4 separate regions of the Homo sapiens genome follow, and all the other regions are linked to region 2. Evidence: chromatin contacts called from ENCODE Hi-C or POLR2A ChIA-PET data. All regions are on one chromosome and are shown on one strand. Each heading gives the region's core, a stretch centred on a gene start or an enhancer-like site at or near the end of the contact. The rest is flanking DNA. Distances are from core to core; before and after follow the strand shown.

The links. A loop is a pair of places that touch in the nucleus more often than their neighbours do. ChIA-PET counts read pairs that join two places held with the same protein, here RNA polymerase II (POLR2A). Pooled maps may share reads with other maps.
Region 1: a map of CD4-positive, alpha-beta T cell shows a loop between it and region 2 (2.2-fold over the local background). The contact joins two enhancer-like sites. A Hi-C loop is called at or near these places in 2 of 168 maps with a recorded cell type or tissue (CD4-positive, alpha-beta T cell and psoas muscle), 2 of 37 single-sample maps with no recorded cell type and 9 of 50 pooled maps. POLR2A ChIA-PET finds 5 or more read pairs at or near these places in 2 of 52 experiments (HEK293T and OCI-LY7).
Region 3: a pooled map shows a loop between it and region 2 (4-fold over the local background). The contact joins two enhancer-like sites. A Hi-C loop is called at or near these places in 2 of 50 pooled maps. POLR2A ChIA-PET finds 5 or more read pairs at or near these places in 3 of 52 experiments (GM10248, GM12878 and H1).
Region 4: a map of CD8-positive, alpha-beta T cell shows a loop between it and region 2 (6-fold over the local background). The contact joins two enhancer-like sites. A Hi-C loop is called at or near these places in 1 of 168 maps with a recorded cell type or tissue (CD8-positive, alpha-beta T cell), 12 of 37 single-sample maps with no recorded cell type and 9 of 50 pooled maps.

Annotation. Positions count from the first base shown.
Region 1 is chr2:241,253,827-241,260,830 of GRCh38, forward strand. It overlaps HDLBP (high density lipoprotein binding protein), which reads right to left. Exons shown (of 28, transcript NM_005336.6): 6 at 2,774-2,980; 7 at 2,358-2,573; 8 at 1,548-1,754; 9 at 1,225-1,332. Among named protein-coding and RNA genes, the nearest start is that of HDLBP-AS1, 15 kb to the right of the region's middle. Within about 2 kb of position 1,310, at least 6 of the 41 ENCODE cell types and tissues checked have a DNase peak (open chromatin) inside an H3K27ac peak, as active enhancers do.
Region 2 is chr2:241,605,116-241,612,207 of GRCh38, forward strand. THAP4 (THAP domain containing 4) reads right to left here. Exons shown (of 6, transcript NM_015963.6): 3 at 1,199-1,358. Among named protein-coding and RNA genes, the nearest start is that of THAP4, 28 kb to the right of the region's middle. RefSeq lists enhancers at 3,349-3,518, 4,425-4,926, 4,927-5,427, 5,644-6,164 and a silencer at 4,877-5,446. Within about 2 kb of position 5,221, at least 21 of the 41 ENCODE cell types and tissues checked have a DNase peak (open chromatin) inside an H3K27ac peak, as active enhancers do.
Region 3 is chr2:241,332,408-241,339,057 of GRCh38, forward strand. SEPTIN2 (septin 2) reads left to right here. Exons shown (of 13, transcript NM_004404.5): 4 at 2,719-2,805; 5 at 3,568-3,691; 6 at 4,975-5,109; 7 at 5,266-5,383. Among named protein-coding and RNA genes, the nearest start is that of SEPTIN2, 20 kb to the left of the region's middle. Within about 2 kb of position 3,989, at least 2 of the 41 ENCODE cell types and tissues checked have a DNase peak (open chromatin) inside an H3K27ac peak, as active enhancers do.
Region 4 is chr2:241,213,410-241,220,538 of GRCh38, forward strand. ANO7 (anoctamin 7) reads left to right here. Exons shown (of 25, transcript NM_001370694.2): 18 at 1,396-1,493; 19 at 2,684-2,829; 20 at 4,277-4,482; 21 at 4,830-4,972. Among named protein-coding and RNA genes, the nearest start is that of ANO7, 28 kb to the left of the region's middle. RefSeq lists enhancers at 1-250, 2,889-3,420, 5,528-5,627 and a silencer at 4,055-4,184. Within about 2 kb of position 4,287, at least 31 of the 41 ENCODE cell types and tissues checked have a DNase peak (open chromatin) inside an H3K27ac peak, as active enhancers do.

The DNA.
Region 1 (7,004 bases), core at 60-2,559, 360 kb before region 2:
CATAAAGAATGAGACAGAGCACGGATGGAATTTTAAAACTCGTATAGCTGTACCAAGGTGGTAAAGTAACTTGCTTGACATAGACAAGGCTGCCAGAGTTCCTGGTTTATTATCCTCCAGGTAAGGAGTTAAGGAAGGCAGACTGGTCCTTATATGAAGCTATACAAAGTAAAAGGGGCTGGGCACAGTGACTCACACCCATAACCTCAATATTTTGGGAGGCTGAGGTAGGAGGACTACTTGATCCCACGAGTTCGAGATCAACCTGGGCAACTAGTAAGACTCTGCCTCCACGAAAACTAGCCTGGGGCGCCTGTAGTGCCAGCTACTTGGGAAGCTGAGACGAGCGGATCACTTGACCCATGAGTTCAAGGCTGCAGTGAGCTATGACTGCGCTACTGCACCCCAGCCTGGGTGACAGAGTGAGGCTTTGTCACTAAAAAAAAGGAATAAAATAAAAAAAATTTAATTTTTAAAAAGGACTGTAACATTAATTGGAAACAAAGTTTAAATAAAACAGGAATTAAATATGATGGTTGGATTCTCTGGTATTTCTTTTTTGTTCATGTTTCCTGGGGGCTACAATCTCCTTTGGTAAACTGAGAACGCTTTAAATTCACACTTAATACAATTTGTATACAAGTTCTGCTCTTCAAAGTATTTTTTTTTTTTTTTTGAGACAGAGTCTCGCTCTGTCGCCAAGGCTGGAATGCAGTGGTGCCATCTCGGCTCACTGCAAGCTCCACCTCCCGGGTTCACGCCATTCTCCTGCCTCAGCCTCCCAAGCAGCTGGGACCACAGGTGCCCGCCACCAAGCCCGGCTAATTTTTTGTATTTTTAGTAGAGTCGGGGTTTCACCATGTTAGCCAGGATGGTCTCGATCTCCTGACCTCATGAGCCACCGCACCCGGCCCGCCAAAGTATCATGAAGTTATTTCACCATAATTACTAAATGACATGTTTCTTAAGATACTTATGAAACCTAAGAACATACAATCCTCTCTGGTTAAAGGCCAGAAGGATGGTACAGACATCTACAGACATTTATTCTGCTGTTCTTTAAGCTAACACGGAAGTTGACCATGTCAAACAGGCCAGTTAATTCAGAAAAATACACCAGTTTTCAAGGGCATCCACAGTACAAAGGTCAACAAAGCAATATCAGAAACAGAAAGACAGAAAACAAGACAAATTCAATACAACAGGTGAAAAACGTGTCCTTACCTTTGGCATCTGCTGAGTGATTTTGGCCAGGTTCTGCCCTTTCTTGCCAATGATGAAACGGTGAAGCCAGGAAGGGGCGGCGACAGAGGAGACGGTGAAGCTATTGGCCTAAGAAAATGGGAGAACAGCCATGGGTTTGCAGAGCTCAAGGTCGTGTCACAGTGAAAGCCAGGCTGCTCACCTGGGGCTCAGAGGCACGCTCTCCCCAAACCTGGGCACCTGCACTGTGTCCAGGCCCCAGGATTTACAAATCGAGAGCTCATCCATGAAGGCCCCGCGGACTCCACTCAAAGGAGACACACTTCATGCTCGGAGGCAGTTACCTTGGCATAGACTTCAGTCAACGCCTGACCTAACTTTTCAGGTTCGCCTCGAAGTATTACAGTCTCAGAGATGCTGTCTGAGGGTGGGATCTCAACGGAAACTCCAGTTCTCTCAAGGATCTCCTGCAATGAATTGCCCTTGGGCCCAATGACATACTTGTGTTGGGATTTCTTCACTTCCACTGCAATGGTTGTAGTCTTCTTTTTCTAAATAAGAGCACCATAAGGGGCAGTCAAAGGGAAAGGTGTGGGAAGCGGGCAGGTGGGCATGGCCACTGCTGCAGAAAGCAAGCCAAAGCGGCCCAGACTATAGATGCTGATCCCAAGAAGTGAACAACAAGTGATCAGGACTAGCCAATCCCCAGAAACTTCACTGTTCAAGGACTGGATTTTTCCCCTCAGTCTAGTCACCCGCCGGCTGATAACTTCGTCCTTGAACACTGCAAAACACCCAATCCTTTCCCTCAATTAAGGAACACGTTTCAGACCTCAAAGTTCACTAAGCTGAGCTAACAGCTTAATCTAAGACGTGAACAAGTCCGGGATGTGCATCTGACCCGGGGCAGCCCAGCTGGCAGCCTGTCAGCACAGTCAGAGGCCCAGGACGGCAAGGACAACTGCCAGGCAGATGCTCAACAGCAAGGGGGGGCGGGCACCGATCTCACCCGGGTCACTCAAGTGTAGAGACAATAAGCATCTTCATCAAGGACAAAAAGATAAGGGGCAGAACCAGGCCTTAACTGAATCTCCAGACCCAAATCCTCATTTCTATTCCTGCCCATGGGGATTTGCCTCCTCTAAATCGTGTACCTTCTCCTCATAAATCTTCTTGATGCGAGCCACAGCCTGAGCCAACTGTTCCTTCTCTCCAGTGAAGACAATCTCTGTCCGGTTCACGCTGGGTGGGGGGATGTTGATGCGCGTGCCTGTCTCCTGCATGATCTCGCCAACCAGTCTATTATACGGCCCAGCGATGAAGGGGTGGAATGCCTTTTCTACTTCTAGCCTCTCCACAGCACGTTTGTCCTGGAAAGGAAGGGATGATCTGATGAGAACAGGCCTTTGAAAACAAACTGGGGACAGACAGGGCTTTTTAGAGTTGGAGTCAAGCCCTCCACCCCCACCACATTATGCCTTGAAGTCCACACTGGACACGGCAACCCATGAGGGAGTGAGGTCTGCACAAGCAGGTAGGCAGGGGCACGAGGCACTCACACAGGCCTCACCTGCTCGGCAGAGATGAGTAAGACTTCATGGCGAGCTTTCTCGATGCCCTCTTTGGTGCCAGTGATCTTGATCTGATTGCTGGGGTCATCTGGGCGTGGGATCTGGATTTTGGTTGCAGTTTTTAGCTCCAAGTCTTGCAGTTTCTCTCCATTTTTGCCAATAACAAAGCGATGGTGTTCTTTGGGAATGGCAACAGTTGCTGAGGCCTATAGCAAGAAGAGAATAAAAGAAAACAAGAATATTTGTAGGTTCTGAAGGAGCATATTTTTCCAAGACATTCTGGCAGAAACACCATCTTTGCTTATTCCTGCCCAGCAGCACCAACTCATCCATTAAAACAGCATGAGCTTAAACATCACATGCTTGGGGAAGGTTGCCCTGACTCCCAGGTTAGGGTAAGTTCGAGTGTATCTGCACCACTACTTAACATCCACTGGAATATACACCCACAAAGGGAGACAAGAGTTAACATCCACAAAAGCTGGACAGGAAGAAGCATGACTGCATATCCAGAAACCCTGAAAAAACTACTGGGTGAAATTCTATTTATAGCAAAGAGAAAAGACTGAAATCAAGAAGTTAACAACATTAACTTCCACAAACAACAACTACTTAGAAGATGTAATGAAAGAGATGCGTTTCTTTTTTTTTGAGACGGAGTCTCGCTCTGACGTCAGGCTGGAGTGCAGTGGTGCCATCTTGGCTCACTGTAACCTCTGCCTCCTGGGTTCAAGGGATTCTCCTGCCTCAGCCTCTCGATTAGCTGGGACTACAGGCGTGCGCCACCATGCCCAGCTAATTTTTATATTTTTAGTAGAGGCAGGGTTTCACCATGTTGGCCCCGATGGTCTCGAATTCCTGACCTTGTGATCCGCCCACCTCAGCCTCCCAAAGTGCTGGGATTGCAGGTGTGAGCCACTGCGCCTGGCCAAAAGATGTGTTTCTAATAGAAAAAAGGAAAAAAGAAAAAAGGACAAGAAAATAGCAAGACACAAGCCCAACACAAGGTGGAGTATGTGCATTCGAAATTAGAAAACACTCCTTAAAATAGCTAACAGAAGGTTTAAGTAGATGGCGATCATCCCAATTAACTTTAAAATATTAATACAATTTCAAACAGTTGATTATAAAGGTTGTAACACAGAACCAACAAAAATGAACAAGAAAACCCTGAAAAAGAATAGTGCAGGGTGGAGGTGTTAACAGTGGTCCTAGACATTAAACATGAAACCATTATCATTAACACAGGAAATACCAGTATACGGAAAGACCTGCTGGTCTGAACTGAAAACCCAGAAACAGAGCTAAGTTAATATAAACATTTAGGACATGATAAAAGCAGCCACTCAAGTTCACTAGAGCAAAACGTCTTTTCAAGACAGTGATGGCACGCCTGTAATCCCAGCACTCCGGGAAGCCGAGATGAGAGGATTGTTTGAGCCCAGGAGTCCAAGATCAGCCTGGGCAACATGGTGAGACCTGACTTCTACAAAAATTTTAAAAATAAGCTGGCCAAGGCCAGGCGCAGTGGCTCACGCCTGTAATCCCAGCACTTTGGGAGGCCGAGGTGGGTGGATCACGAGGTCACCAAAAATACAAAAATTAGCATGGTGGCAGGCGCCTGTAATCCCAGCTACTCGGGAGGCTGAGGCAGGCGAATGGCGTGAACCCGGGAGGCGGAGCTTGCAGTGAGCCGAGATCGCGCCACTGCACTCCAGCCTGGGCGACAGAGCAAGACTCCGTCTCAAAAAAAAAAAAAAAAAAAAAAAAAAAATTAGCTGGCCATGGTGACGTGTGCCTGTGGTCCCAGCTACTGGGGTGGCTGAGGCAGGAGAACTGCCTGAGCCTAGGAGGTTGAGGCTCCGGTGAGCCGTGATCATGCCATGGCACTTCAGCTTATGTGGCAGGCTGAGACCCTGTGTTACAACAAACAAAAAAATAGTGCTGACAACTCGAAAGCCGTATGGAAAAAAGTGAAACTCAATCAGTGCCTCAACCCTATTTGCAATAAATTCCAAATAGATCAGAAACTGAAATGTAAGAACACATTTACAAGCAGCAGAAGAAAAGATAAACTTTCTTATGACCTGATAGTGAAAAAACTTTCCTAACAATGACTCAAGATAATAAAAAATGCAAGTGGCCCTTATATATTGAAAAGGTGCTCAATCTTGCTCATCAGAAAAATGCAAATTTAAAGTATATTTGGTTGCCTCTCACATCGGCTAAAACCCAAGAATGTGAAGAGCCTGGCTCTTGCATACTGCTGATGAGACGGCAAAACACTAATTCCTAAGGAAGGAAATTTAGCATCCGATGGCCCGATTCCACATGCAGCCACCCTCTGACCCAGCCATCTCACTTCTAGGAATCTATCCCAAGATACACTGGGTAAAACAGGAAATAGCATATGCACACGATTGCTACTGTAACATAATTTGTAACAGCTAAAGTCTGGAAACTACCCAAATGCCCATCAGTAGGAAAGCCTGGGTAAATTACAGTACGCCCACAGAATATTACACTGCTGAACAAAGAAATGAGAAAAATCACTACTTACTGATATGCAGACACCTCCAAAAAATAATAAAAGAAAAAAAGCAAGGCATAGAACAGGGTGTATGGCAAGCTGTATTTTGCTTCTGCTCTCAAACAACAAACAACAAAGGATAAACCAGGACCAGGAATGGCCGCCTGCAAAGGTGAGGAGGGAGCAGGGTGAAGGTAACAGGCAGGGGAGATTTCTCTGAAAGTACTTTATTATATAACGTTGACTTTGCAAGCATGTAAATGTTGAAATACTTTAAAAATTGACAGTAAATGGAAACAAATGTACCTAACTATATCAAGATGACAGAAAAACTCAGAAAAAAGGAATTACTTCAAGTGATTTTGAACTCATGATTTTCCTTTTCTGGGACTCTGTCACCCAGGCTGGGCTGTGGTGGTGCAAACACTGCTCACAGAAGCCTCCACATCCCAGGCTCAAACAATCCTTTCTCCTCAGACTTCTAAGTAGCTGGGATTACAGGTGAGCACGCCACCACTATTTTTTGTAGAGATGGGGTCTGACCATGTTGCCCAGGCTGGTCTCAAATTCCTGTGCTCATGCAATCTGCTCACCTCGGCCTCCCAAAGTGCTAGGATTACAGGCGTGAGAGTCACCGCCTGCTTTTCCTTTCTTAAAAGTACAATTATCCTAGCTCTGTCTTCTGAAAAAGCCTAGAAGCTCTGACAACCTAGTTGCGACGTGCACCTATGGAGACTGGAGTCTCCAACTGCAATTTCCTACTCAAAAGGTTCAGAGTTCAGAGAGAAACAGCTGACTCAAGGTCTGTGGAAGGAAATATGTAAGATTAGCCTGAGGCATCTTTCTGTGTTAGAAATTAAGAAGTTATTTATTTATTTATTTATTATTTTGAGACAGAGTTTTGCTCCTGTTGCACAGGCTGGAGTGCAATGGCATGATCTTGGCTCACTGCAACCTCTGCCTCCCGGGTTCAAGTGATTCTCCTGCCTCAGCCTCCCAAGTAGCTGAGATTGCAAGCACCCACCGCCACGCCTGGCTAATTTTTTTGTATTTTTAGTAGAGATGGGGTTTCGCCATACTGGCCAGGCTGGTCTCAAACTCCTGACCTGAGGTGATCTGCCCGCCTCAGCCTCCCAAAGTGCTAGGATTATAGGCGTGAGCCACTGCACCTGGCCAGAAGGTATTGATATTAATAGGTCATGACAGAAAGCTGCAGGGAACAAAACTGAAAGGAGGGGACCCACTGGCCAAAGATGAAGCAGCTCCAGCATGAAGAATGATGGACAATGCCTGAGTTCATAATGACACTAAAGAGAGTCACTGATCAACACTGAAGTCGCCGGAGCGCCAAAGAATCGATTATTTATCTGGTACTTCCCACCCAACTGCTGATGAAGAAAAATTCTTCTTTACAAGAATTATCAACTAATGTATGAGCAGGGAGAGAATTAGAAAAGCATAATTTGCAACCCTTAACGAATTTGGGCAATCACCAATTGATAGTAAAATGATTACACAAAGCACTGATAGGGAACTTTACAAGGGAAGACCCAGACCTGAGCCTAATGATCAATCTCAAAATCAGTTCAAAGCAGAACAACCAGCTATCACAGCACAGACTCAGCACCACCTACAGGGTCTTCTTGCCCAACAAGCTGACTGTGGAAGTAACCAAGCCCCTAGAGATCTAACACCAGTTC
Region 2 (7,092 bases), core at 3,971-6,470:
TTTGTATTACCCAGAATTCTCACCTTTTGGTTTATGTGCAGATGTATTACTTTGACCTCATGCATTCAATCAATAATAATATAAAAAGGTAGGAGATATTTTTAAAAACAATGAGATCTTCTAAAAGGGGATGGAGGGTCTCAGAGCTGGGGGTCTGAGAGCCAGGTGCCCAGCCCCGTTCTGAAACTGCTAGGCATTATACAAATAGTACCAAGTTGGTTTAATAAGATTCTTAACATATAGTTGTGTAATGGAGACTAAGGGAGGGTTTGCTTTTTATATTTTGTTTAAACTTTAAAAAAACTGTGTATTACTTCTATAATTAAAAAATAAAGATACTTCAACCACTCCCCATCCCTGGTGGCTCTCCTCTACTTCAGAGGCCTACACTGCTATCTCCCTAAAAGCAGGCAATTTCTCCACCTGTGGGGAGCAGGTGGTGGGAAGGGATACTGAGGGACCTCAAGGGGCTTTTGCTTTCTTGTACGGTAAGAATATGAGAACCACATACTAACAGCTTCCTTGTGACCCCAAATAGCTCAGGGGTACGTGTAAAATACAAACATGCACTATTATTTTCAGTAATATTGGGTGACTAATTTTTTTCTTTTTTTTTTTGAGACAGGTTCTCACTCTGTCACCCAGGCTGGAGTACAGTGTTATGATCACAGCTCACTGTAGCCTTGGCCCTCCCTGGGTTCAAGCAATCCTCCCACCTCAGTTTCTCGAGTAGCTGGGACTACAGGCATGTGTCACCACACCTGGCTAAATACTTTTCAGTAGAGACAAGGTCTCACTATGTTGCCCAGGCTGGTCTTCAATTCCTAAGCTCAAGCAATCCTCCTGACTCAGCCTCTAAAGTGCTGGGATTACAGGTATGAGCTACCGCACTGGCCAGGGTGATTAATTTTGATACATAAATTAAGTACATGCATTTGTTTTTATGTTTGGATTAACAAGCCTGTAATTTGGTGGTCAGCTTAATATCTCCAAAAATATAACAGAACCAGAAAGTATCATTTTTACCACTCTGTGTCTCAGTTGCACATTCAGGCAAGAGGACACCTTTCTGAAATAGATGGACAAGTTCCTTTTACACCTTCCTGCTTGGCCTTTGTCTTTGATCAGTCTGGAATTATTTTCAGAGACCTAGGCGGCCCATGAGTCAAGCAGGGTGGGGTGGAGGGAGACAACTTACGAGAAGTTCAGCATGGGCTGGCCCACGTGGGAGATGTGAACCTCCTCCAGGTACTGGAAGGGCTGCAGTGTGGGGTAGGTCCCGGCTCCAGGTGGGTCCGACAGCCAGGTGCCCAGCATCCAGGACAGTGGCTCCACCACTGGGTTCATCTTGGGGGGCTCTGAGGACAAAAGAATGAGACTATCAGTGGCCTCCCTCCAACCATGCCTTGCTGAGCTTTAAGCAGAATGCACGTTCCATATCGACGCTTGCTTCTGGTGGCCACAGCTAATCCTGGGGGACCTGTCAAGAGCGGGAGAAAATGGTCAAGCAACTGTAAATGTCATAGTGAAAGATCCAGCTTCAGAAGCCTCTGCAGTTCCTGCAGAGAAAAGAGATCCAACAGGGGCCAGGCAGGGCGCAAGCAAAGAGGCCTACACTGCTATCTCCCTAAAAGCAGGCAATTTCTCCACCTGTGGGGTGCAGGTGGTGGGAAGGGATACTGAGGGACCTCAAGGGGCTTTTGCTTTCTTGTACAGTTAAGAATATGAGAACCACATACTAACAGCTTCCTTGTGACCCCAAATAGCTCAGGGGTCCTCCATGTCCTACAGCAAGGCTGAAAGCAGCTCACACGGGAGGCACGGTGCCCTGGCGTGAAGAGTGTGTGAAGGAGACAAAGAGCATCAGGGAGAAAATGAAAGGGGATGCAGGGTCTCGGAGCAGCCAGAGTGTGAGGGCCCAGGGGCAGGCGGGGTTTAAAAGGGAAGTAAGACCCCGCTTCCCTGAGGAGGGGCTGGGGCTTCACAGCAGCCTGTGTAGTGGCCAGGAGACCCCTTTAGAAGGTCTCCTGTGGGGTTCAGTCTCTCATCCCACTAAGTGTGAAGGATGACACCACAGGCCTGGAACTCAGAGGTGGGGGTGCAGTGACAGGACAGCAGGGAGGGGCCGCTGGGTTGGCTGTTCTGCTGGGCGAACTCAAAGGGACCCCTGCTTCCTGCCTCGCTCAGCAAGGACTGGGTGCTCCCGAGCGGCTTTTCAGGATTCACTCACATGACCCTCACCCTGGCTGGATGCACGGGCCCTGCTCTTACTCATTTTCTAAGGGAGACCTGTGCGGGGACCACAGGAAAGCCCCACTGCATGCTACCCATCAGGGGCGCTGGAAGAGAAGGACTGATCCCCAGAGGCAATCCCAAAGACCTGCTTCCCAGGCCTGCTTAACCCTCAAGTCTCAGTGCTTCAATTGACAGAACGGACACTGACACCCAGGAGCAGCAGCAGGGACAGAAGCAGCTCTGTGGCCGCACAAGCCTCATCTACGGAGCCCAAAGATGCCCAAGCACAGAGACCGGCCTGCACATCAGGACTGACCCCCGGCGTCTCCTCCAGGCCCGCGCAAGCAGAAGACGGACTGACGGGGACAGGATCAGGACTGACCCCCAGTGTCTCCTCCAGGCCCGCGCAAGCAGAAGACGGACTGACGGGGACAGGATCGGACTGATGCCCAGTGTCTCCTCCAGGCCCGCGCAAGCAGAAGACGGACTGATGGGGACAGGATTGGACTGACCCCCAGTGTCTCCTCCAGGCCCGCGCAAGCAGAAGACAGCTGACGGGGACAGGATCAGGACTGACCCCCGGCGTCTCCTCCAGGCCCGCAAAAGCAGAAGACAGACTGATGGGGACGGGATCAGGACTGACCCCCAGTGTCTCCTCCAGGCCCGCGCAAGCAGAAGACGGACTGACGGGGACAGGAGTTCTTGGAACCATCGCAGCTTCTGAAATTACACAACCTTTGGATTATAAATTCCAGGAAGTCTGGGAAAAGAAGATCGGGGGAAAGGAAAGCAAAGGCTCTGGGGGTGGAGGAGACCACGTCCAAGAACAGCTTGGAACCAAGGAGGGCCGCACATGTGGCCTGGCCCAGTGGCCGAGCCCTGGGGCCCAGAGTGAGAACCGAGGGTGGAGAGCAGGTAATGAGCACTCTGCCTGCTGGCTGCACAGGGCAAACATAGGTGACCTGAAGCAGGAGAGTGGGAGAGTCCGCTCCTTTTCCAGACTGGCCTGTGGTCTTTCAGTATTTCCTTTTTTGTTTTTCTTAAATGATGATTTAAAAATTTTTTATATCAGTATTTCCTCCTCAGACTCCCGGTGAAAAGTGGGAAGGTGAGGATGGGAATATTTGGACTTCAATAAAACTTTCCTAATTAGACAATAAGAGAATTTTTAAATCAAGATTTTCGTTGCAATCTTTCACGGAGATAAGGAATAGAAGCTTCTGAATCCAATGTGTGGCCTCTGGAACGAGGCTTGTGATCTATCATAGCTGATCAATTCTTTCATCATTCAACGTGCTGGACACTCTTCCAGGGAGAAGCTGACGGAACAGTCATACATCCCTACGGAGCATACATCCTAGCGAGGGCAGACAATACACAAGAAATGAGTGAATGATGCAGAACTGAATGTACATTAGGAGATGAGGCAGAAAGGGAGACAGGGCTGTTGGGGCACTGTGAAAACCTACCCAAAAGGGACAAGGACACCCTCCCTGAGAAGTGTGCACAGACCAGGCAGGGGATCAGGGTCCCTGCAGCTACCCTGGAGAAGAGCAGACCAGGTGGAAGTGCCAGAGACGGAGGTCCTGGGTACGTAGGCCTGGTCTTGCTGGAGAGGAACAGGAGGCCAGTGTGGCCAGGGGAAGGAGATCCTCACCCCTCGGAAGGGCCGTGACCTTGACTCTGAGCAGACAGAAGCCCTCGAGAAGGCTGAGTGGGAGGGACGAGGTCTCTGACTGCAACCACAGGAAGCCAGGGAGGGCAATGGCAAAAACCCTTGTGGCAGAGGAGGGTGGCCTGGGCCAGGTGGCCGTGGTGGAGGCAGTGGAAAGGACCTAGCTTCTGGATCTATCTTGAAGGCAGAGCCACCCGGATGTGCTGATGGTTTGGATGTGAAACACGTAAGAAAAGATGGTAACGGAGGTTTCTGGCCTGAGCAATTGAGAAGACAAGTTACCATTAATGGAGAAAAGGAAGAATGAGAAGAACCTTGGGAGGTGTGAAACAGCAAAACTCAGTCACCTGGGATAGCCCAAGTCCTAAGATGGGCTAAACAAACACCATAATTTCTCAGACAGCCAGCTATAGCCTTGGAGACCTTTCAGTTTGGTAGACTTTATCCAGCTCAGCACTGAAAAGAAAGAGGCTTTGGGCCGGGCGCAATGGCTCACTGAACCTGTAATCCCAGCACTTTGGGATGCCGAGACGGGCAGATCACCTCAGGTCAGGAGTTTGAGACCAGCGTGGCCAACGTGGTGAAACGCTGTCTCTATTAAAAATACAAAAATTAGCCGGGCGTGGTGGCACACGCCTGTAATCCCAGTTACTCGGGAGGCTGAGGTACAAGAATTGCTTGAACCCGGGAGGCGGAGGTTGCAGTGAGCCGAGGTCGTGTCACTGCTCTCCAGCCTGGGCGACAGAGACGTTTTCTCAAAAAAAAAAAAAGAAAGAAAGAGGCTTTGCAAACCTCAGGTTTTTGGGCCGGCTCTCTGGCCTGTGCGGAGCACACCCCACAGCGACTGCCACGGGGCTCTGGCTCTCCTGGGACCGGGTGGACCCACTTCCACTGGTGAGCGCAGCCTGCATGGGAGCTGAACCCTGTGGGAAGCGGCACCCCGGGCGCTGGGGAGCAGCGATCCAGAGTCCAGGTTCTGAGCTGCTGCACCGGGGCCGCGATCTCCACCCCTCACGCCCGAGTCCCCGGCACGGCCACCACCGGCCCCTGGGTCCCGAGGGCCCCGAGGAAGAGGCCAAGGGGCCTGGCGGCGCCCCCCAGGGTCCCAGTGGAACAGGGGCACCAGGGCCGCGGCGCCGGGCATGGCCTTCACACTCCCCACGAGGCAGGACAGCCCCGGGCTAGGGTGAGGGGCACGCGCCGCAAGTCCTGCCTCTGCTCCCGGGCGGCCCCCTCCAGCCTCCGCCGGCCCCGCCCCGGAAGCGCAGCCCCGCCTCAGGCGCCGCATCTCCGCCCTCTCTTGCGCCTGCGGGACCGGGAGGGCCGCGCTCGCCCCCCAGCGCCAGGGTCACGCCACCGCGCCCTGTTTGGGGAGCGGCAGAGGAGTCAGGGCGGAGGCTGGGCGGCGCTGGGCGGTGGGGCGCGCTCACTGGCTGCCACCTCACCTAGCAGGCGTCACAGGGCTCACTCAAGAGCTCCAGCAAGAGCAGAGGCGGGAGCCTCGCCAGCCCCTCCACAGACCACAGCGACCGCGCCCCTCGGCCCGGAGGCCCCGCCCTCCCCACTCCTGCTTCCCCAGCCACGGGGTCTTCTCCCGGCCCCTCATCTACTTGGCAGACGCCTCTCACCGGCAGCCTCTGCCTCCCCCTGGTCTTTCCCTCCCACCACCCACCGTGGAGTCCTCTCCGGGAGGCCCTGTCCTCCATCCAGCGCTCCTCAGAGGGGACCGGAGAGGAGGCGCTCCTTAAATGGGGAAGAAAGACGGACAGAGCCAGGGACAGCGAGAGACGGGACGGGGACAGAGACACAGAGACAGAGAGACAGGGCCAGAGAGACACGGGGATGGGGCCAGAGACGGGGCCAGAGACAGAGACACAGAAAGGGATCTTACTCTTTCTTCCCTTAAAACCAGCTTCTGGGGGTCTCCGAGGGGGACTCTCAGGTAAGTAACAATATTATCACCTTCCCTCCCAAGAATTAAAAAAAACAAAAATAACGAAAAAACCTTTTCCCTGAACTTGATTTTGAGGGAAAATAGGTCACAGATACAACCCACAGCCACCAAAACACACATACGGATGCTGTGAGAAGTGGTGGGTCAGTGCCTCGCTGGAGGACAGGAGGGGCCTCTGGGAGCTGGGGGGGTGGCCCCTGAGAAGCCTCAGGGTCTGGCCTGGCTCAGAGGCCTGGGGCGGAGTGGGGAGCCCTGGACTTGGGAAGCCTGGAGGCTCTTCTGGCCCCCGCTCTGCCACAGGGAGCTCCTGCAAACAGCAGGCCCAGGGCACCCCACGCGTCTGCCCAGGACACCCCAGGTGTTCGCCCAGGTGCTGAAGGCCCAGGCTGGCCTCCATGCAGGGTTACCCACCACCCGCCATAGAGAAGTAATGCGCCACTCCGAAAGAAAGGGGTGCTGCCGGCTGGACGCAGTGGCTCACGCCTATAATCCCAGCACTTTGGGAGGCCAAGGCGGGTGGATCATCTGAGGTCAGGAGTTCGAGACCAGCCTGGCCAACATGGTGAAATCCCATCTCTACTAAAAATATAAAAAACTAGCCGGGCGTGGTGGCGGGTGCCTGTAGTACCAGCTACTAGGGAGGCTGAGGCAGGAGAATGGCATGAACCCCGGAGGCACAGGTTGCAGTGAGCCGAGATTGTGCCACTGCACTCCAGCCTGGGTGACAGGGTGAGACTCTGTCTCCAAAAAAAAAAAAAAAAAAATTAAGAAAGAAAGGCATGCTGCTCCTGAAGACCTTCTGCTTCTCCAGCAATGGACTAATGGACTCTAAGACACTGCCTGAGTTCAGAGATGGACAAAAGGTGACAAGACACCAAGTGTGAACAAGAGCAGCAAAACATACAAACTGCAAAATGTTGATGGGGCAAAGGTGAAACTAAGAGAAAGGGTCTTGCTCAGTCACCCAGGCTGGAGTGCAGTGGCATGAATACGGTTCACTGCGGCCTAGACCACTGGGGCTCAAGTGATTCTCCCGCCTCAGCCTCCCGAGTAGTTGAATGAAGCTGCTCCATGAAGAAAGACCACTAACTAAACATGTAAGAACTCAGGAGAGAAACGGCAAGGAAAGAGGAGAAGGTGAAACATGACCTGGCAGAAGTCGAGAAAGTAAAAGAAAAAAAATCAAGCCACCACCCAAATGAAGTGGAGATTGGAAGCAGCACAGGGA
Region 3 (6,650 bases), core at 2,739-5,238, 270 kb before region 2:
AACCCACATAAAGGTGTCCACATCTTTGGTGGTCAGGGGAATACGCATTGAAACCATGAGATGCCACTACCCAGCCACTAAGAGGCAGGCACTCCAGGTGTCAGCAAGGATGTGAAACAACTGGAACTCTTACTAGTGAGCATGTAAAAATGCCACAACCAGTATGGAAGCCAGTTTGGTACTTCCTTAACAGTTAAGACCCAGCAATACTGCTTGTATGTGTTTACCCACAAGAAATGAAAACATGTCCATAAAGATTTGTATATGAATATTCATAGCTACTTTTCTCAAAATAGCCCCAAACTGGGGACAGCAGAGGTATCTAGAGAGTGGATTAACAAATTGTGGTGTAGCCATACAATGGAATATTGCCAAGCACTACAAAGAAACGAACTACTCGTAGATGCAACAACATGCATCAGTCTCAGAGCTTTGTTGAGCAAAAGCAGCCAGACACAAAACAGGCCATGTTGTATGATGCCATTTAAAAGTTTTAGAATAAGCAAAGCTGATACATAGTGACAAAGTAGATTGGTGTTTGCCTGCGGTGGGGACTGGAGAGGGTAGACTTCACAGTTACACAAAGCAACTCTAGGGTTATGAAAATAATCTTTATCTTGAGTGGAGTTTGATTATCTGAGTATCTACTTTTGTCAAAACTGTACAGTTTAAATGGGTGTATTTTAGTATTTGTAAATCGTGCCTCAAAGTGGCTTTAAAATAAAACAGGTAGGGGGTTGAGGGTGAGTAGTGAAAAGTAAAACTAGAAAGCCACAAGAATCCTCAACTTTTAAATTGTAGTATTAATAGCTCAAGAAAAATGGGTGTATCAGGAAAACCCTAACACACCTAATTAGTAAATGAGAGACTATTGAAGAGGAAAGGCAGTTTTTAAAATTTTGTCAGACTTCTAAAGAAACAGGTAAAGGGGCATTGCACCACCGTTTATTAAAAGGATGACTTAATGGGATAACAGGCATTTAGTCAAATTTTTACACTCATATTTAGGCATGTTCAACACATTGTTTTGTTCTTTTCATGTGTGAAAATTGCAGTTCACTTAAAATGCAGTCCTAATTTTGTATGTCTGCATGTTTCTTTTTGTTTTGTTTTGTTTTTTGAGATGGAGTCTCGCTCAGTCGCCCACGCTGGAGTGCAGTGGTGCGATCTCGGCTCACTGCAAGCTCCGCCTCCCGGGTTCACGCCATTCTCCTGCCTCCCGAGTAGCTGGGACTACAGGCGCCCGCCACCACGCCCGGCTAATTTTTTGTATTTTTAGTAGAGACGGGGTTTCACCATGTTAGCCAGGATGGTCTTGAACTCCTGACCTCATGATCCGCCTGCCTCGGCCTCCCAAAGTGCTGGGATTACAGGCGTGGGCCACCGCGCCCGGCTGTGCGTCTGCACATTGCAAATTCACTTATTTGTTCTTGATTTTCCCAGAATTGTTTTATTCTGTAAGGGACAGGGTCTCACTCTGTCACCTAGGCTGAAGTGCAGTGGCATGATCATAGCCTGCTGTAATCTCTAACTCCTGGGCTCAAGCAATCCTTCTGCCCTAGCCTCCCAAGTAGCTGGGACTCTAGGTACAAGCCACAACACCTGGCTAAGGTTTTGGGGTTTTTTTTACTTTGTTTTGGTTTTTTGGGAGATGGGGGTCTCACTATTTTGCCCAGGCGGGGTCTTGAATTCTTAGCCTCAAGTGATCCTCCAGCCTTGGTCTGCTAAAGTGCTGGGATTATAGGTGTGAGCCACTATGCCCAGCCAGAAATAATTTTTCAAAAGAGATGTGTACTCCTTCCTCATGCTTTGCAGAACTTAACAGAGGGTGGTTTAGGGTACCCAGAGGACAGTCCAGCACCAGTAGTACCAAGATCAGAAGCAGTTCTCCATGCAGAATTGAGACCTAGATGATCATCTGCAATGAAGCAGTGGGATTTGTGCTTCCTTCAAATGTAAAATTTAATTTTTGGTATTTTGCATCTTTTTTGAAGTTAAATTTCAAATATTCAGAATATGTAGTCACAGTAGTTCAAGAGAGATTCTCACCTCATTGAAAGCTTACATGGATATGTGTCACCTGAATTAGTCGTGTGAACTCAACAAAGTGAGCGGGAAAGTTGCCCGACATATGACAGTTGCCAGTGCTGGGAAACGGGGATGGATTTAAAGCAGGAAGAAGACAAGGTGGCAGAAGGGGGAGGTTGCAGAGTGAGGGTGTGCATGTGAGCCCACCAGACCACAGGCCCTGTCCTGCTCACACGTTTCTGCAGCTCGGGAAGCACAAGGGTTGTTGACACTATGGGATAGATATGTTCAGTTTTCTGAAAATGTGGTGAGTTTAGTGACTAGCAGAACTGATAATTGAAAACCTGCTTTGCATTCTATTTGTCAAAAATAAAAACCAACCTCTAAAGTACATTCCTCACATTTGTGAACAGTTATGTTTCTAATTATATGATGTTCAAGTTCTGTAGTCTCATAGACCTGGATTCAAATCTTGGCCCTGCTCTGGATAGTACTCTGACCTTGGGCAAATTAGAGTTTCTTTGAGTACCCTCAAAGATCATACTGCAAACATAGTAGTACTGTAGGTACTAAACACAGAATGATGTTTGTGAGGTACTTAGCCCAGTACCAGGCCTTATGTAAACACTTAACCGATTGAATGGTGTCATATGAATAAGGTCATGACAAGGTTTTTCTTTTTATTTAAAGGTGAATCAGGTCTAGGAAAATCGACTCTCATAAACAGCCTATTCCTAACTGATCTGTACCCAGAAAGAGTCATACCTGGAGCAGCAGGTAAAAACATTCTTATGTTACTGTAAGTGTAATTCTACATGAAAGATGCTGAAGACTGCCTAATTAATATTTTATGTCTTAGCTGTGTGTTTTGTTTGTTCTTGTTCAGCTTTGAACACAAGGAAAACACTTTTATGGGGTAGGTGTGCTGCACCGAGGTCCTTGGATTTGGGTTGTAGACTTTCTTTGACACGTATCCATGGATCCATCCTCTCTTGAGTTTGTCTGTAAAATGTAATAAGTAGTTTCTGCCTATATTAAATATTTGATGGAAGGATTAAGTGAGAATGTTTTACATCAAAAATGCTGTGTAACTAGAAGATTACTAGGATAGATGTTCGAATTCATCTACTGTCAGAAAGTTCCAGCACAGGACACCAGCATCCACAAATGACTGTTGAATGAAATAGGCACACATAGTGAGAGCCTAAGACTTGGGCTGCTGCAAGAATATGTAGCCCTTTCAGAATATTTTTGAATTCAGTTTTTAAATGAATTCGTAAATTGCTTTCTTTTTCCCAGGAACAGAAATTATAATTTTTAACATTTGTGTTTTTAACCTTCCCCAGTAGCACAATAATCTTAGCTTTAACCTTCCCCTTTCTGACTTCTCTGGGATCTTTTTTTCTTAATCCCCATGGTATCTTTGGAGAACCTACCTCTGTAGAGAGGCAGTAGACTCTGAAGTCACCTGTCGTAAGAACGTGAGCTTTCCTCTTCACATGCTGCTTATATTCCCTATTAAGTTTGTTTCTTTTCTAGAAAAAATTGAAAGAACTGTCCAGATTGAGGCTTCAACTGTTGAAATTGAAGAGCGAGGGGTCAAGCTACGCCTGACAGTGGTAGATACCCCTGGCTATGGTGACGCTATCAACTGCAGAGATTGGTATGCTCCCCCATGCCCAGGGATCTGCATTTGTTTACTTAATATACTTCATAAATTTATAGATAGTGTTAATGAGTGATTATTAAGTTTGGGATTGCTGTATATAATAAAACACCTAGACAATTTAAAGCGTGTTAAATGTTGACTTTTTAAATAAGGAATTTTATAGAGAGTAATTTTTTTCTGGTACTCTACTGTAATTTGAGATCGCAAAGCCAGTCATCCATAGACTGCTAGTATAAATGAAACACCTGGATTTGAGCCGTGGTTGGTGACCGAGATACTGTAGTACATCCTTTCTATGTGGAAGGAAGTGAAACCTGTTAGAGAGTGGGTTGAGTCGTAGTGTCTGTAAATGACTGCTCATTGGCATCATTTTCACAAATAAGGAAATGAAGAAGTAGAAGATAGAGCAGTCTGTCACCTGTACCGTGCAAAGAATGCCACTTTTGTTGTACAAACTCCCTCCTGGTTCTATTCCTGTCAACATAAAGCATCAGGTTTCCACCACTAGATGAAAAGGGGAAGGTTCTGTTATCTTTCTCCTACATTTAGGAATTTCTCCCTTCTTACATGTGAAAGTGCTGTACTGTTTCCCAGCTCAGTTAAATGCTGTTTCCCAGCTCAGATAAACCTGTTCTTGACCCATGTTCTCTACCACCCTGTTCCTCTGCCCCTTTTCACAGTCACGTTCCTGAAAAGAATTGGCAGCCCTGGCTGGGTGCGATGGCTCATGCCTGTAATCCCAGCACTTTGGGAGGCTGAGGTGGGCTGATCACAAGGTCAGGAGTTCGAGACCAGCCTGGCCAACATGGTGAAACCCTGTCTCTACTAAAAATACAAAAATTAGCCGGGCGTGGTGGCGTGTGCCTATAATCCCAGCTACTTGGGAGGCTGAGGCAGGAGAATCGCTTGAACCCTGGAAGCAGAGGTTGCAGTGAGCCGAGATCACGCCACTGCACTCCAGCCTGGGCAACAGTGCAAGACTCAGTCTCAAAAAAAAAAAGAACGAATTGGCAGCCCTGTCTACACTGGCCCTCTCTCAGGTGCATCATAACCTATTCCATTCAGGCTTTTGACTCTCAGCACTTAGGGGCAGTTATGCTTGGCATAGTTTCCAAAAACTTCCATTTGCCAAATCTAAAAGTCAGTCTTCTGTTCTCATCTTGAAAATGAATTATTAAATTATGTATATTTGGGCGGAGGCACTTGTTTTCCCTTTGAAGTCAGGGACCCCCTGTTTTATACCCTATGATTATTGTTAATGTTTCTGTTTCTCTCAGTTTTAAGACAATTATCTCCTATATTGATGAGCAATTTGAGAGGTACCTGCATGACGAGAGCGGCTTGAACAGGCGGCACATCATTGATAATAGGGTGCATTGTTGCTTTTACTTTATTTCACCTTTTGGACATGGGTAAGTAATTGTTTATCGTGGAGAAATGCTTTACTACATGGGTTTGTAAGTTTTACCCAAACTGTGTATTTTAATATAAGAATTAAGATAATTTGAGAGAGAAGAGTTTTGTATGTATTTTTTTTAAATAAGTGACAATTCTAAAATTAATTTTAGACTTAAGCCCTTAGATGTGGCGTTTATGAAGGCAATACACAACAAGGTGAATATTGTGCCTGTCATTGCAAAAGCTGACACTCTCACCCTGAAGGAACGGGAGCGGCTGAAGAAAAGGGTGAGTGAGGCTGGCGTCCTGCCCTCCCTCTGGGTGCGACTCGGGGGCATGGGGATGAAGAAAGGAGTGTGTTCCCACGCTCAGTCTGCTCAGGTGTCGGGAGGCAGGGCGGGAGAATTTTTCCTGCATTTTAGTGGTGGTTTTCAAGGAGAACCTGATGGTTACAAATTTTAATTTTTGCCTTCATGAAGGTATCAAATTTCTATTCTTTAAATTCTCCTTATATTTAAAATGCCCTCGATGAGTAGCAGTTGGTTACACACAAGTACCTTCCATGGGAGTTAAATGACTCAAATATAGAAATGTGATCTCTCCATGAAGTTTGTTATTTTACCTAAATTCTTTACTGCAAATGACCCATACAAGGATGTATCTAAGTAGACTGGTTCTCTGTTCTGTTTGGAAACATAGCAGTTGTCAGCCAGCGAAGCGCCTCTCACCCGCCAGCAGCTCCTGTGGTGTCCCAGTTTTAGTGCCTCTTCCGTGTATGTCTGTAAAGCCTCTTTATTGATTCTCTGCTATATATTTTTAAATTGCTTACTTTGTTCTGATTATATGCTCCTTAAGAAAGTCCAAATAGTTTATATATGCTAAACTCTAAAAATACAAATCCCTAACTGAACATACCGGTACGTGCATAAAAATACAAATCCCTAAATGAACATACCGATCTGTGCGTGTAATCACAGTTGCTGGGGCAGGGTAGGGGGATACAGCAGGGGGTTCAGGCAGGAGGATCACTTGAGCCCAGAAGTTGGAGGCCAACCTCAGCAACATAGCAATACGCTGTCTCTAAAAAAATATATATATATATTTTATATATATAATATATAATTAATAAATATATATAATATATATTACATATATATTATATCTATATTATTTATATTACATATGTAATATATATTATATTTATATTATTTATATAATATATTATATATATTATATTATTTATATGTAATATATTTATATTGTTTATATATATTATATTTATATTATTTATATATAATACATATTATATTTATATTATTTATATATAATATATATAATAAATATATAATATATATAAAAATATATATATTTAATATATCTATAATATATATTATATATATTATATATAATATATATAATTGTACATATATTTATTATATATATTATATATATAATATATATTATAAATATAATATATAAATATATTTATAAATATATATAAATATTATATTTATACATTATATTTATATACATATTATATATACATTTTTATATA
Region 4 (7,129 bases), core at 3,037-5,536, 390 kb before region 2:
GTTTTTCAGAAAGCAAATGGAAGTTCACCTGGTGGAGGATGAAGCGTTGTTGTCACGGGGGTCCCTGCAAAGCAGACCCCAAGACAGAGATTCTGGTGCAAGTAACTGACGTGTGCATCACCCCAGAAGTAGTCTCCACTGTGCCACAGCCCCTCCAAGACACCGTAGAGAAGCCCTCAAAACTGTTCCCGACGCACAGCCCCTCCTGGGTGAGGGCCAGGCATGTCCCAGCAGCTGGGGTCGCAGGCAGCAGGGTGGGTGCATCTGGAGCCATCCACAGGTGGCCTCTGGGCTGGGCTGGGACCTAAGTGGACCCCTGCTGAGTGACCCCTGGCCTGAAAGACCTCTTCTCCTTTTGGAAGAGGAGGAGGAGGAGAGAAACTTCGCATGGGGTCTGGGCCATGAGCCAGCCCAACTGCAAAGTGGCTGCCCCCAAAGGGGTGGTGTCCATTTCATGTGAGAGGGGAAAGGGAAGGCTGGGGATGGAGTGGGGAGTGTGGCTGCGGGTGCCACAACGGACCAGCCAGAGGGCTCTCAATTGTTAAGTGGGAAAAGTTCCCAACTCAAACTGGCTTAAACGAAAAAGGGAGTTTTCGGCCAGGCGTGGTGGCTCATGCCTGTAATCCCAGCACTTTGGGAGGCCAAGGCAGGTGGATCATGAGGTCAGGAGTTCGAGAATAGCCTGGCCAATATGGTGAAATCCCGTCTCTACTAAAAATGCAAAAATTGGCCAGGCGTGATGGCACGCACCTGTAGTCTCAGCTACTCGGGAGGCTGAGGCAGAAGAATTGCTTGAACCCAGGAGGTGGAGGCTGCAGGGAGTTTTCTTGGCTCCTGTACTGAAAACGCTCAGGGCTACGCGGGCTTAGGTATGAATGATCCAGGTGTTAAAAATGCTGCACTGCTATTCCCAGCATTGCCTGTGTTCTCAGAAAGATTATCCCCATCTGGAGGGAAGGTGCCCTGCAGTGCGGCCGACACTCTCGGACTTAGCACCCCTTGCAAGGCACGTGTTCCCAGGAACTCCACCTCCCACTGGCTCGAACTGGGTCACCGATTGGTGGGGCCTGCCTCGTGGGTCTGTCTTGAAGCCAGAGGCTACAGTCAGCCCCATGTAACCCCTTGTGGGTCTCCAAAGGAAAACTGGGGTGCCATTAGGTACATATAGCAGTGCCCCCTGCAGCTTTCCAATGCAGTCTTCCAGCTGGACCTGGGGGCTCCTGTGAGGTCGGGAGGGAGTGTTATGGTGGGAGCATCTCTGCAACCCTCCAGGTGCCCAAGGCATGTCAGGAGGGAGGTGGGGGCCGGGATGAGGGCCAGCTTTGAGACAAGAAGGGATGCGTGGGTGAGTGGCTGGTCCCCCTCTCCCAGCTAACCTGAGCCCTGCTGCCGTAGTGCGCGGCTGGAGGCTGCCTGATCGAGCTGGCACAGGAGCTCCTGGTCATCATGGTGGGCAAGCAGGTCATCAACAACATGCAGGAGGTCCTCATCCCGTGAGTCCCCCACTCCTCCCTGGGTGGCATCCAAGGACCGAGGGACCCCAGAGCACCTGGCAGTAGCAGCCTCCAGCCCGGCCCTAGCTGGGAGAAGAGGTGAAGGGAAGGCACCTTGCCTGGGGAGGGGGAGGGGGAGTGTGCCCGGCCGTCTGCCCCGGGCTCTGGGCTGCCCGCCCTGCAGCTGCCCTGTGGCTGGCTGAGGTCTTCTGGGTTGTAGTTGTGGGAGACGCTACCCCTGGGACCAGCTTTGGCTGGGGAGGGGGTCTGGGCTCCTGGACCCAAGGCTGGGGTGATGGCTCTGTCCGTTCAGAGATGCTGCGGCTGGGCCAGAGTATTCCTTGGCATCCCCAGGCCCCAACGCAGCACAAGAGGGAGGAGGAAAAGGAGGTCCCAGGGTTGATCCTCAGACACACGTCTGCCTCAGATGCCCCTGCCAGGGACACCCTGACCACAAGGCTCCCATAGCCAGAGTCCTTCAAAGAGGCTGCCCAGGGCCTCGCCTCCCGCTCAAGGCCAGACTGACCTGAACGCCCTCCCAGCGCCCCCTGAACACCTGATCTGCCCCCAGAAGGCAGCTCCCAAATCAGCACTGACATTTCTGGGCCACCAGGAATAGCAGTTGGGAGATGGTGGCCATGCCACATCCCGAGAGATGGCCCTGCCTCTTGGAACTATTGGTGCTGTGAAACCACAAGACCATAAGGTGCAGGGTGGAGCTCTGTGCCTGGCAGGAGCAGGGCACGGATGAGTGACAGTGTGATAAGGCAACATGCACACATGCCCCTGTGTAGGACGAACCCAACACGTGGGCCTCCACATCTGCTTTCCCTGGGACACCACAGTCGTCCTCGTCCACTCCCTCCCAACCTTGGCAGAGCTCTTGGCACTGCTTTGCAATTCCGGGAGGAGCCCATTACCCCTAAAGCCTTAAGGAACAATGCGGGGGGCTGGGCGGGTGGACTGCCCTCCCACATCTGACCAACAGACACAGACGCTTTCACTGAGTCCGATCTGCAAAGCTGTTGGCTCTCACTGCGTCCACCCCTCAGCCCCAGACCCCATCCCTCCCTGCTGCCCTTCAATTGCAAAGCAACAGGCTTGTCCCGGCCACATCTCCCCCAAGGACTATAGCAGCCACTGAGACCCATGTTGGATCAAAGGCCATTTTCCTGTATTCCCGTCCCCAGGAAGCTAAAGGGCTGGTGGCAGAAGTTCCGGCTTCGCTCCAAGAAGAGGAAGGCGGGAGCTTCTGCAGGGGCTAGCCAGGGGCCCTGGGAGGACGACTATGAGCTTGTGCCCTGTGAGGGTCTGTTTGACGAGTACCTGGAAATGGGTAGGAGCCCGTTAGCAGCTGCGGCAATGGCTGGCGCCGTGGGCAGGGATGGGTGGCCACTCTGCTCAAGGGCCTCCCAGCCTGACATTCCTGTGTCTGCATCTGCCCTGAAATGTGCTGTGGGGGTGGGGTGGGAACAGAGGGTCGGGCCTGTGGAGAATCCAGAAAGGAATTCTTTTCCCCTGAGAGTGCCCAAGAGGGTTGGCTGAGGACAGAGGGGCACCGGCACGGGGAGGAGGCCCCCGCGGCCGTTGCAGAGCTCCCCTGGGGTCCCTGGACCTAGAAAGCATGGGCCAGAGCAAGGGAAGAATTAGGAGAGCAGGCCCTGGGGGCTGACAGAAGTCCTCCAAGGGTGAAGCCACAGTGGGAGGCAGCGGCCTGGAGAGCCAATGTTCCCAGAAATCTCAATGCCCACGCTATTTGCAGACCTACCACTGTCACCTTACCAGGTGGTGGCCAGTGCCAGGGGCTCACTGCCTGCACGGGTGGTGCACTCTGGAGGGTGGGTCTGTATCACCTGTGCCGTCCCTGCAGTGCAGGGTCTGACTCTGAGCTGACAAAAGGGAGAAGGAATCATCAGGCAGTTTGTTTGTTTGTTTTTGTTTTGTTTTTTGAGACGGAGTCTCCCTCTGTCGCCCAGGCTGGAGTGCAGTGGCGCCATCTCGGCTCACTCCAACCTCCACCTCCCAGGTTCAAGCAATTCTCCTGCCTCAGCCTCCCGAGTAGCTGGGATTACAGGCGCCCACCACCACGCCCGGCTAATTTTGTATTTTTAGTAGAGGCGGAGTTTCACCGTGTTGGCCAGGCTGGTCTCGAACTCCTGACCTCAGGTGATCCACCTGCCTCAGCCTCCCAAAGTGCTGGGGATTACAGGCGTGAGAAACTGTGCCCGGCAGGCAGCTCTTAACCTAGCAAGCGGGCATGTGAGCCGGCAGGCCCCGGAGCTCCCCAGCGTAGCCGCGGCATCTGTGGAAAGGGAGCAGGCCAGTTCCCAGGGCGAGGAGTGGACGCCCTGACCCTCCTCCACTGAACCCTGGACCCCAATGATCTCACTAGTAATTCTCGGCGAAGACCCAGAAGCCCCTTCCAAAGAGCCCTCTCCTAACAGCTCCCCTGTGGGGTGACTGGAGAAGCTGGTTGTAAAATCAGGAGCAGGTTTCTGCCCCAACGCCTGCCCTGAGTTAGTTCCTGAGCTCACCGAGCCGGAGAAGGCCCGTGACCAGCCAGAAGCACGGAGCGCAGGGCAGGACAGCCGGCCTGAGGCCGGTCAGGAGAGGCGGCCCTGGCGCTGCGCGGTCCAGGACGAGGGAGACCAGGAGGTGGGGGCGGAATGAGCCGCGATGGGGTGGCGGCACCACGTGGACTGGCCGGTCCTCCGCGGGGGGCGCGTTCCGAGGGCTGAGGGCGGACGGTGGCGGAGAGCCCGGCCGTGACCCCCTCCCCGCAGTGCTGCAGTTCGGCTTCGTCACCATCTTCGTGGCCGCCTGTCCGCTCGCGCCGCTCTTCGCCCTGCTCAACAACTGGGTGGAGATCCGCTTGGACGCGCGCAAGTTCGTCTGCGAGTACCGGCGCCCGGTGGCCGAGCGCGCCCAGGACATCGGCATCTGGTTCCACATCCTGGCGGGCCTCACGCACCTGGCGGTCATCAGCAACGTGAGGCCCGGGCGGGAGCGCGGGGCGGGGCGGGGGCGCGCAGGGGCGGGGGCGGGGGGGGCAGCGGGGGCGCGCAGGGGCGGGCCGGGGGCAGCGGGGGCGCGCAGGGGCGGGGCTGGGGGCATCGGGGGCTCGTAGGGGCGGGGCGGGGGGGCGGCGGGGGCGGGCAGGGGCGGGGGGCAGCGGGGGCGCGCAGGGGCGGGGCGGGGGGGGCAGCGGGGGCGCGCAGGGGCGGAGCGGGGGCGCGCAGGGGCGGGGCGGGGGGGCAGCGGGGGCGCGCAGGGGCGGAGCGGGGGCGCGCAGGGGCGGAGCGGGGGCCGCCTCGCGCTGACCCCTCCGGCGCCCAGGCCTTCCTCCTGGCCTTCTCGTCCGACTTCCTGCCGCGCGCCTACTACCGGTGGACCCGCGCCCACGACCTGCGCGGCTTCCTCAACTTCACGCTGGCGCGAGCCCCGTCCTCCTTCGCCGCCGCGCACAACCGCACGTGCAGGTGAGCCCCGCGCCAGGTGGAGGGGGCCGCGGGCGCACGAGGACGAGGCGGAGCGGGGCTCGGGTGGGGTGGGGGTGCGGCGGTGGGGAGCCGGGAGGGGCGGGCGCCGCCGGGCAAGGCCGGGGGAGGGGGGGAGCTGGGGGCGCCGTGGGCAGGGGCTGGGGGGAGGTTCCCCGCGGTAAGGGACGGAGCTTTGCGGGGCTGGAGGGCAAATCGTGGATTCTAGGTGAATTGCTAGTTGGTCATAGTGTAGCAGGACGAGTCGCAGACAGAACTCCTCAGACACCGGATTAAAGAAGGAAGAGGTTTTTTTATTCGGCCGGGGGCGTCGGCAGACTCGTGTCTTCAGAGCGGAGCTCGCCGAAAAAGAAATTCTTAGCCCTTTGAAGGGCTTACAACTCTAAGGGTCTACGTGAAAGAGTCATAATAGATCAAGTAAGCGTGAGGAACGTGACTGTGGGCTACATACATCAGCTAACGGTACAAAAAGTTTTACGGTGCTTTCTCATACAGCGTCTGGAATTCACACATAACACCAGTAGTTTTGGTCAGGGGTTAATATTATTGTTATTTTAACCGCCAGGGCCAGGTGGTGGCGCCAAGGTCATCTAGCTATTTATCTTCTGTTTCTTTCCAGCTTTTTGCTTTCTTCCTTTTCTCCTGTCTTATAAACTAGGGAAAAGGGGAGGTTGGGGAGAAACTGGGAAGGACAACAGGAGAAGTGGTGGCCTCATACCATAATAGAACCTGCAGAGCAGGTAGATGTACTTCACCCGCAGTTGTGGAGACTTCCTTTGTGATCTGGTTACAATGAAGTTTTGCATGTGTTTCAATAAACTTGAAAAGCATCATAGTCTCCTAATGTTGGAGCAAATCTCAGCAGTAAAATTACGAAACCATAGGGTTATCAGTCTTTTCATATCGGTCTCTCTCAGGTTTTGCTTTTGCTCTATGTATTTTGAGCTTTTTAGTTGTGTACGAATTCATACTTGTGATCTCTTCATAATGGATACTTACTTTTTCCTTTTATTCTTTATCTTTTTTATTCCTCCTCTCCTGACTTCTGGTGGATGGGTAAAAGTGTTCTGGTTGTTTTTTTTATTATTATTCTTTTGCTTATTTGGAACCGATGGCATATATTTCTATTATTTTAGGGGTTACTCATATGTTTAGCATACATTCTTTTCTTTTTTCTTTTTTTTTAGAGACTGGGTCTTGCTCTGTATCCCATTCTAGAATGCACTGCCACAATTATAGCTCACTGCACCCTAGACTTCCTGGGCTCAAGCAATCCTCCCACCTCAGCTTCCCGAGAAGCCAGAACTACAGGCGTGTGCCACCAGGCCTGGCTTTTTTTTTTTTTTTTTTTCTTTAAAGAGATGGGGTCTTACTATGTTATGTTACTCAGGCTAGTCTCAAACTCCTGGCCTCAAGCAATGCCCTGGCCTCCCAAAGCACTGGGATTACAGGCACAAGCCACCACACCCGGCTAGCACACGTTCTAAACTATATATTATCCTAACAAAGCCTGAATGAACTCAGTTTTGTTTCCTCTCTCTGTGTATGACTAGGATCTTCACATGCCTTACCACCTAGTAAGCAGCAATCTCTCCATCTTATTATTGTTACATGGAGTTTTAGTTTTACTGTTAAAAACACACATGAAAAAACATTTTCAGTCATCTGTTCATCAAATTTATTTGTGTATTTTGTTAACTTCTGTGGTTACAGTAATTTCTTATGTATTGCCTTCTCCGAGTCTTTTTTTTCTTGCTGAAGTATATCCTTTAGTAATTCTTTCAGTAAAGGTATGTGGTTAGTGGGGTCTTCACATGCAGAAATGCATACACATATGTATGCATAGAAATATGTATCACGCATATGTATGATAATATTGCCATGCATTTTTGTCCTTCAAATAGCGGATATAAAAGTATAGGTCGAGTTATTTTCTCTCAGTTCTTTGGAAATATTATTCTTTTGTGACTTGGCTTTTCTGATTGGAAGCATTCATAGCATTTAAGAATTTTTCTGGCTGGGCATGGTACCTCATGCTTATAATCCCAGCACTTTGGGAGGCCGAGGCAGGTGGATCATTTGAGGTCAGGAGTTCGAGACCAGCCTGACCAACATGGTGAAACTCCATCCCTGTTAAAA